Linked DNA regions of Homo sapiens: region 1 is linked to region 2. The links are chromatin loops, found by intact Hi-C in ENCODE. Cell type or tissue: PC-9. All regions are shown on one strand. Each heading gives the region's core, and the rest is flanking DNA. Links, peaks and the distances in the headings are about the cores only.

Region 1 (4,395 bases), core at 172-4,171, 79 kb before region 2:
ACATCTCAAATAATGGAAGTTGAACAAATACTTAATACTTGAACAACTGGTATTTTCCTGTACTCCACCTGTGTGAGAAAGCAGCAAAACAAGCCAATATTGAATGATTATGTTTTAAAGATGATTATCCCACATGAAACTATAGATGCCCTACATCCAAAGTCTTGAGCCGTAAGAATTCATGTTCAGAAGTGATTACCGAGATACTAAACAGAGTATTCTTTTTGTTCTAACTATAAATATCAGGAATCATATATTTTAGGAAAAAAATTTCTCAATACCAAGCAGAGTTGAAAAGAGTTCTTTACTAATAACACAGTGAAAGAAAACAGTTGATGAAAACATTCCTTAAGCATTTAGTCGCCCTTTTACTGTACCCTATACTTATCTTCCCTTCAAGTGTAAAGGAAATACACAAAAATAATAATTAGATTTGAAAATCCCTGATGAGGTTAGAATGCAAAATTAACCCAAACAAGGTAAGAATATATTCATCCTTGATCCTCTTCTACTATAACACAATTTTTTAAATAAAATTACAGTAAACAGAAAAAAGGCAAGACAGGTCCCAGTGGTAATACAACTATTAGGGTTACAAATTAAACAACATTAAGAGGGCCAATTATAATCCTAGTCGTTTCCTAATTTCCTAATCCAGCACTTTGGGAGTCCAAGGCAAGAGGGTCACTTGGGCCCAGGAGTTTGAGGTCGGCCTGGGCAACATGGCGAAACTCTATCTCTACAAAAAATACAAAATATTAGCTAGGTGTGGTGGTACACACCTATAGTCCCAGCTCTCAGGAGGCTGAGAGGTGGGAGGACTGCTTGAGCCAAGGAGGTCAAGGCTGCAGTGAGCCATGACCACACCCCTGCACTCTAGCCTGGGTGACAGAGCAAAACCCTTTTTTCAACAACAACAAAAAAGAAAAAACTAAGAGAGATAACTGAAAATAATTAAAACAAATACAACCAGGAAATAATCACGCAAATCCAGAATGTGTGACATTCTACAAAACAACTGGCTTAGATTCTTGCAAAATGTAAAAAAAAAAAAAAAAAAAAAAGACTAACATGTAAACAATCGTAATAGAGCAAAAATAAGTGCTGTGGACTCCAGAAGGCTCCTCCCAGTCAAGGAAAAAGATCAGGGAAGGAAGCAAAACTGAAATGATCAGGTTTCAAGTTTCAACCTGGGGCTTTAAAAAAGAAAGAAAGAAAAAAGAAATCTGATAAAAAGAAAGGGAAGGTAGTGGGGGAAAGGCCATTCCAAGACAAGGAAACAACATCAGCGAAGGCACAGATGTAGAAAACTTTACTTTCCTATTCATAGGAGAGTAGATGTACAGACAAGAGCACAGGGTGCAGACAGGAACTTACAGATAAGACTGAAGGCCAGGAACAGTGGCTCACGCTTGTAATCCCAACACTTTGGGAGACTGAGGTGGGCAGATCACTTGAGTGAGGCCAGGAGTTCAAGGCCAGCCTGGCTAACGTGGTGAAACCCTATCTCTACTAAAAATACAAAAATTAGCTGGGCATGGTGGTGCACACCTGTAATCCCAGCTACTTGGGAGGCTGAAGTAGGAGAATCCCTTGAACCTGGGAGGCGGAGGTTGCAGTGAGCAGAGATGGCACTGCTGCACTCCATCCTGGGAAACAGTGTGACTGTTTCAAAAAAATTAAAATTAAACATTTTTTAAAATGAGGCTGAAAAGAAGATTACAGGGACCAGATCCTGAAGGGTCTGAAAAAAAACATGGAGTAGTTAAGGAAATTTAACTTTATTCAATAGTTAATGGGGAGCTACTAAAGGTTTACAAAGAGGGCAATAGCATTCTTAAAGGTGTGTTTTAGAAAAATAACACCGTTAAATAAGAGGACTTGGAGAAAGGGATAATAGCAACATTAATAATAACAATAGCAGAAGCAGCAGATCCTCACTCATTGCTGCCCCTTATGTAACAGGCACTTTATATACAGTAAACCTTACAAGCCTTTGCATGGTAAGAATTATTCCTATATTAAAAATGAAAATGACACTAGGGATATCAAGTAAGTTACCCAGTGTTACATATGTAAAATGTGGCTGAGTTGCACAGTTGGAGATGCCTGTCCGGCAAATCATTCTCCCAGACCTTATCTGAGCTGTAATAGCATCAAATTATCCTCTTTCACAATAGCACAGGGCCCTCTCCCTCCCTCTCTCCACTCAGCTTTAATGCGGGGCTATAGGGAAGCTGGTGTGACTGCTTTCACCAGACACAGCCTTTTCTGATAAAGGAAGCTGACCAATCACAGGACCCACTACCCCACAGGGCAGGACAGAGTCATCTCCCAGGAAGTTTTTCAACCGGGGCAAAGGGAAGAGCTCCCTCCTATCTGCTCTTGAAGCTGTGAGGTACAGAGGCCACTGGTCCTGTGCCTTCTATGCGAAGAAAGCAAGCCTACACAGCAAGAGAAGCACAGAGATAAGGAGGAAAGTCCCAGCTGCCAGTGATCTTCAGCTACCTCCTGGTCTGAAGCAAATCTGTCTAAGCCAATGCCATTCACCAAATATTAGGTTATTTCTGATGAATCCTAGTAGCTTCTGGTAATGAAAGAAAGGTAGCTGACATAACGCCAGCAATCTTCCTACTGAGTGTTATCTTACCAATGTTCTGAAACCTGCTAACAAATGTCCTTTTTCAAGCAAATTGGCACAAATAGATATGTGGTCTACAGCCCAGTAACTGTCACTCTCTCTGCCTCCAGCTACAAGGCCCGGTACCTTAAAAAAGGACCACTCTGAAATGAATGCTACTGTCTTTTCAGCTGGATGACAAAACAGGATTACCCCCATGAAGTGGGAATATCGAACTGATATGTTCTACTCAGAAGGGGTTCTCGGGCTACTCCTGAGCTCAAGCAATCCACCTGCCTCAGCCTCCCAAAGTGCTGGGACTACAGGTGCGAGCCACTGTGCCTAGCCAAAAGTTGGTTCTTTAAAAAATCAACAAAATTGATAAATCATTAGCTAGACTGACCAAGGAAAAAAAAGGGGATTCAAAGTACTAAAATCAGGAATGAAAGAAAAAAAACATTATTACCAATCTTACAAAAACAAAAAAATTCTAAGGAAATACAAGGAACAACAAATTAGATGAAACCAATAAATTCCAAGAAAGATATAAACTGCCAAAACTGACTAAAGAAAAAATAGAAAATCTGAATAGACGTAAAATAAGTAAAAAGACTGAATTAGTAATCAAAAAACTTCTCACAAAGAAAAGCGCAGGCCCAGATGGTGAGTTCTATAAAATGTTTAAAGAATTAACGACATACCTTCACAAACTCTTCCAAAATATAGAAGAGCGAACACTTTCCAATTTTTTCTATAAAGCTAGTATTATTCTAATACCAAAACCAGAAAAAAAATCGTACGTAAAAAACAGTATCTGTTTCTAATATAGATGGACAAATTCTCAACAAAATACTAGCGAACAAAATCCAGCAAGATATAAAAAGGATTATATACTATGACCAAGTGGGATTTATCCCAAGAATACAAGGTTGAGTCAACGTATAAGAAACAATCAATATAATATACCATATTAATAAAATAAAGAACAAAAATCACATGATCATCTCAAAAGACACAGAAAACGTACTTTTAAAAAAATCTAACACCATTTCATGATAAAAACCACTCAACAAACTAGAAACAGAAGGGAACTTCTTTGAGTTAATAAGGGGCATCTATGAAAAGCCCAAGGTAACCGCATATGTAATGATGAAAGATTAAAAGCTTTATACCTAAGAACAAGACAAAAATGTCTTATCTTGCTACTCCTGCTCAACACTGTACTGGAGGTACTAGCCAGAGAAATCAGGCAAGAAAAGGAAATAAAGGCATCTAGATTAGAAAGGAAGAGTTTAAAGTATTTCTGTTTGAAGAAGACATAACCTTCCATATAGAAAATCCTAGGGGGCTGGGTGCAATGGATCACACCTGTAATCCCAGCACTTTGGGAGGCTGCAACAGGTGGATCACTTGAGGTCAGAAGTTCAAGACCAGCCTGGCCAACATGGTGAAACCCCATGTCTACTAAAAATACAAAAATTAGCTGGGAGTGGTGGGCGCCTGTAGTCCCAGCTACTCAGGAGGCTGAGGCTAGAGAATCGCTTGAACCCAGGAGGTTGTAGTGAGCCGAGATTGTGCCACTGCACTCCAGCCTGGGCAATGGAGCAAAACTCCGTCTCAAAAACAAAAAACAACAACAACAAAGAAAATCCTAAGGAATCCACACCAAAAACAAACTATTAGAGCTAATAAATGAGCTCACCAAAGTTTCAAACAGAAATTCAATAACAAAAATTAATTGTATTTCTATACTTTCAGATTTAAAAAATTTGGAG
Region 2 (4,395 bases), core at 92-4,091:
AAGAGGCTCAGAGAGAAGGCAGGTGGAATTGAGCTACGAAGTAGGGTTTGGCAGAATAGAGACTCAAAACTTGGTCTTGCCTGCAGGTTCGGTGCTCTTTGCCTTGTGCACACGCCCTCCTCCGTGAAGTCTTCCCTGGTTACTCTAGCTGTTCTTGGGGTCTTTGGGGAAGTAAGCATACTTTGTTCAATTTTGTTTTGTTTTGATTAAGACAGGGTCTTGCTCTGTCACCCAGGCTGGAGTGCAATGGTGTGATCGTAGCTCACTGCAGCCTCAAACTCCTGGGCCCAAATGCTTCTCCCACCTCAGCCTCTGGAGTAGCTGGGACTACAGGCATGTACCACCATCCCCAACTAATTTTTAATTTTTTTTGCAAAGACAAGGTCTCATTATGTTGCCCATGCTGGTCTTAAACTCCTGGCCTCAAGCAGTCCTCCTGCCCTGACATACTAAAGTACTGGGATTAGAGGCATGAACCACCATGCCAGGCCAAGCATATTATTTAAAATGTAGACAACTCCTAACATAATGTCAGACATGAAAGTGTTTACCACAGAGCCTGGTGTACAATAAGTGCTCTTGAGATGTCTGAATCAGGACCTGTGATTCTTCTGTGTAATTTAACACATACTTATTGAGTCTTTCTTCTATGTCAGGTCCTGTTCCAGATTCAGGGAATATAAAGATGCACCTGTTCTTCAGAAGCTAAAAATTATTCAAAGAGACTGAAATAAACCTAGTTTCAACATAGTGTGACCCAGGAAAGTACAGAGAGCTGTGGGATCATAAGGAAGGACCCAGCCGGGTGTGGTGACTCACGCCTGTCAGGAGTTCGAGACCAGCCTGGCCAACATGCTGAAACCCCATCTCTACTAAAAATACAAAATTAGCCGGGCGTGGTGGCGGGAACCTATAATCCCAGCCACTTGGGAGGCTGAGGCAGGAGAATCATTTGAACCTGGGAGGCGGAGGTTGCAGTGAGCCGAGATTATGCCACTGCACTCCAGCCTGGCGACAGAGCAAGACTCCGTCTCCAAAAAAAAAAGGAACCTCACCAAGTACGAATAATGATAGCCCCTTACATTTTATGTTGACAGTTTACAAAGTACTTCTCAGATCTCTTACTCACTTGACCTTCACCAGGAATCCTATGAGATAGGAATAATTCTCCACGTTTTGCTGATATGAAACTGAGACTCAGAGAGTTAACAGAGCCCTAACCAGTAAGCTGGGCAGCAGCATGGAATAATAGAAAGACCACTAGCCTGGAGGCCAGGAGACTTTGCTTGTATGGCATGATTTCATTTGTGACTCTGTCATCTTGAGTAAGTAACCTTTCCTCCCTGGGGCTTGGTCTGCTCATCTATAAAGTAATGTGGTTAGACTAGAAAGGCTCTGAGATCTATTATTACCCTGATACTCTCTGGAGGAGGAAGTAAAGTCTTATAGTTGAAGATGGGGGCTCTAGAATTAAATGAACTGGTTGAGTGATCCTGCACAAGTGAAATAGCCTCAATGGCTTCATGATAAAGCAGAGAAATTAGGAGAACCCACTTCATGGGGTTATTATGAAGATTAAGTACAGTAGTAATATATGTGAATGAAACACATTGGTAACGAGTAAGTGTTCAGTGAATGTTAGCAGTGATTACTATTTGATCTACGAGGCTATGGTAGAAAGATGTCCAGAAAGTGCAGGGGCTCTTTCTACCACAGCATTTTTGTATGGTAGAACCTCATTCTGGTCACCCAGGGGAGCCTCGGAAAAACAGGCCTTTGTTTTGTAAAGTTGTAGAACAGTCTTCAAGTATCTCTTGAAAATCAGAGGTAGCATGGTATGCAGAAAGAATCAGACAAACGTGGCTTAAAATTCCAGCTTGGCTCCTTGCTAGCTATGTGGCCCTAGGCAGGTGACTCACCTCCTTATGACTCAGCCTCCTGATTGTAAAGTGGAGATAATACTCATTTTGCAGGGTTGCTCTGAGGCTTGAATAAAAGTATGTGTGCAAAGCTTTCAGCACAGGTATGGAAGAAAATACCAGAGATTGGTGAGGTCAAGTGCTGGATCTCTCTGGCTGCTTTTTGGGTATTTAAGCCTGAAGACTCTGTGCTTTCTGCTTCTAGGTCTCCAAACCAGTGAACATGCCAAGTTTTATGCCTTCTCAACCAGGTTGAAGCATTCAGCAATGAGAATGAGACCTTGGTGTTTCAGTTTTCAGTAAAACACAAGCAAAGGAAGTATTGTGGTGGCGGATATGTAAAACTCTTTCCTGCCACCCTGAACCAGGAGGATATGCACTCAGGATCCAAGTATCACATCATGTTTGGTAAGCTCTCTGATAGCAGTCACTGTCAGCTCCATTAGGTCCTAATGACAGCCACTGTAGTTGTTGAAAACGCTCAGATTCACTTGGAACAGAAAATGTCTAATATGATAACTCCACCCCGCCTCCATGTGGCAGGACTCTTCAAAGACCTGAAAAAAGCAACTCTAAACCTGAATGTTAATATAAGTAAACCACAGAGGTGGGGAGGCACATGGTACCATATTAAGAAATCTATAGCACAGGGAGACATTTTCCAGTTCTCAGAAGAGGAGAAGGAGGTCATCAGCTACGTAGACCCTCTCACAGGTACACTACAATAAGGCATTGTACTCTGCCTCAGTGAGAGAAAGGCACAGGAGGTCAAGGAAGTGACCTTTTTTTAGCATCTGAAATGTGTCCAGAGTGTTGTATCTGTAACCTAAATATGTAACTAGGCCTCCTTGGGGCAGTCCAGATCTTACTTAAGCACGTGTGTGTTTTGGATAGTGAGAGTGGTAACATGGGAGGTAAGGTTGAAAATTAAGTTAAGGCTGGGTGCAGTGGCTCACCCCTGTAATTCCAGCACTCTGGGTGGCGGGGGGCTGAGGCGGGTAGATCACTTGAGGTCAGGAGTTCGAGAGCATCCTGGCCAACATGGTGAAACCCCATCTCTACTGAAAATACAAACATTAGCCAGGCATGGTGGCTAGCACCTGTAATACCAGGCAGGATAATTGCTTGAACCTGGGAGATGGAGGTTGTAGTGAGCCGAGATTGCACCACTGCACTCTAGCCTGGCTGATAGAGCAAGACTCCGTCTCGAGAAAAAGAAAAATTAGCCAGGTGTGGTGGCGGGAGCCTGTAATTCCAGGTACTCAGGAGGCTGAGGCAGCAGAATTGCTTGAACCTGGGAAGCAGAGGTTGCAGTGAGCTGAGGTTGCACCACTACACTCCAGCCTGGGCGACAGCCTGGGTGACAGAGTGAGACTCTGAGACTCCGTCTCAAAAAAAAGAAAAGAAAAGAAAATTATGTTAAATCTATTCCCAACTGTTGGCAGATAAGGCTTTCTGGGCTCAGAGACACTGATGATCTCTAGAGTTCCCTCTAGAGTTTTTACAAAGCATAAAGGGCCCCAGGCTCTGTTTCTAGGTAGCCTTGGGTTTGAATACCAACAATGCTACTTACTAGCTGTTTGTCTTTGAGCAACCTGCTTAACTGTTCTGAGCCACAATTTTCCCAGCTAAAAGTGGGGGATAGTAACACCTACTTGTAAGAATTAAATGACATGGTATAAAATGCCTGACACAGAAGGGGTTTCTGGTTGGGTTTGGTCAATGGGAGCCCTGGGAGATCAGAGATGGAAAAGAGAGTTGTGTTCCTCAACTGAAAGTCAGCTTCTCTCTTGCCTGTCTTTTCCACAGGATTCTTTCTTCCAGGCTCTGGCAAGCACTCCTTCTAGCCCCTTTAGGCCTAGGGGTAGAACCCCATTGTTGCTAGCCCTGAGCATAGCACTATACTTTATGTTTTCACAATGTCCTGCCCCAACCTTTGTAAATAGTCCTTTTATTAAATCCTTCTCAAATAATCCCAAATTTGATTGTGCCATCTATATCCTGCTGGGACTCTGATTAATACACATGCTGTGTTTGTCTTGGGTCTTGGCCTTAGACCAGGCAAACTGCCTTAAAGCTATGTGAAATTATGCTTTGGGGTTTAATTTCCAGGCCCTGACATTTGTGGCTTTGGCAACAACAAAGTACAGGTCATCCCTCATTACTGAGAGAAATACCATGAGAACAAGACCATCAAGTGCAGGGTGAGTGTGTGCTGGTCCTCAGCCAAGGGGGAAGGAGATGCATTTTATATGTGTTATCTCATTTAATTCTTACAAAATCTTATAAATTAAATACTGTCATCTCCATTTTACAGGTTAAAAAGTAGATCTAGAGAAATGCTGTAAATTGCAGGATTTCATCAAGGAGCAGTTGATCCAAAAGCCTAAGAAGTTATATGAGGTCCTCCTGTGGAACAATGCTTGGCATAGCCCAGTTCCCCACTGCTAGACATGGGAGAGGATGGGGGAGGGAG

Evidence for each region. Hi-C counts contacts between places; a loop is a spot of excess contacts. Peaks named below come from ENCODE experiments on the same cell type or tissue, not always from the same donor. Only the 100,000 strongest peaks of a DNase experiment are listed, where the experiment ranks them.
Region 1: it touches region 2 in a loop (9-fold over the local background); 1 of 110 quality-filtered maps calls a loop at or near these places.

What each region holds. Positions count from the first base shown.
Region 1 is chr1:51,646,406-51,650,800 of GRCh38, reverse strand. All of the region lies in intron 1 of OSBPL9 (oxysterol binding protein like 9), which reads right to left. Among named protein-coding and RNA genes, the nearest start is that of OSBPL9, 32 kb to the right of the region's middle. RefSeq lists a silencer at 2,773-2,981. In PC-9, for the core only: no CTCF peak of the experiment used is centred there; DNase peaks (open chromatin) are centred at 1,140 and 2,250; H3K4me3 peaks cover 1,193 bases; H3K27ac peaks cover 3,953 bases.
Region 2 is chr1:51,567,480-51,571,874 of GRCh38, reverse strand. All of the region lies in intron 2 of EPS15-AS1 (EPS15 antisense RNA 1), which reads right to left. It also overlaps a transcript of OSBPL9 not described here and the pseudogene CALR4P. Among named protein-coding and RNA genes, the nearest start is that of OSBPL9, 47 kb to the left of the region's middle. RefSeq lists enhancers at 2,248-2,407, 2,568-2,617. In PC-9, for the core only: CTCF peaks have their summits at 2,254 and 2,455; DNase peaks (open chromatin) are centred at 1,364, 1,924, 2,434 and 4,024; H3K4me3 peaks cover 1,608 bases; H3K27ac peaks cover 4,000 bases.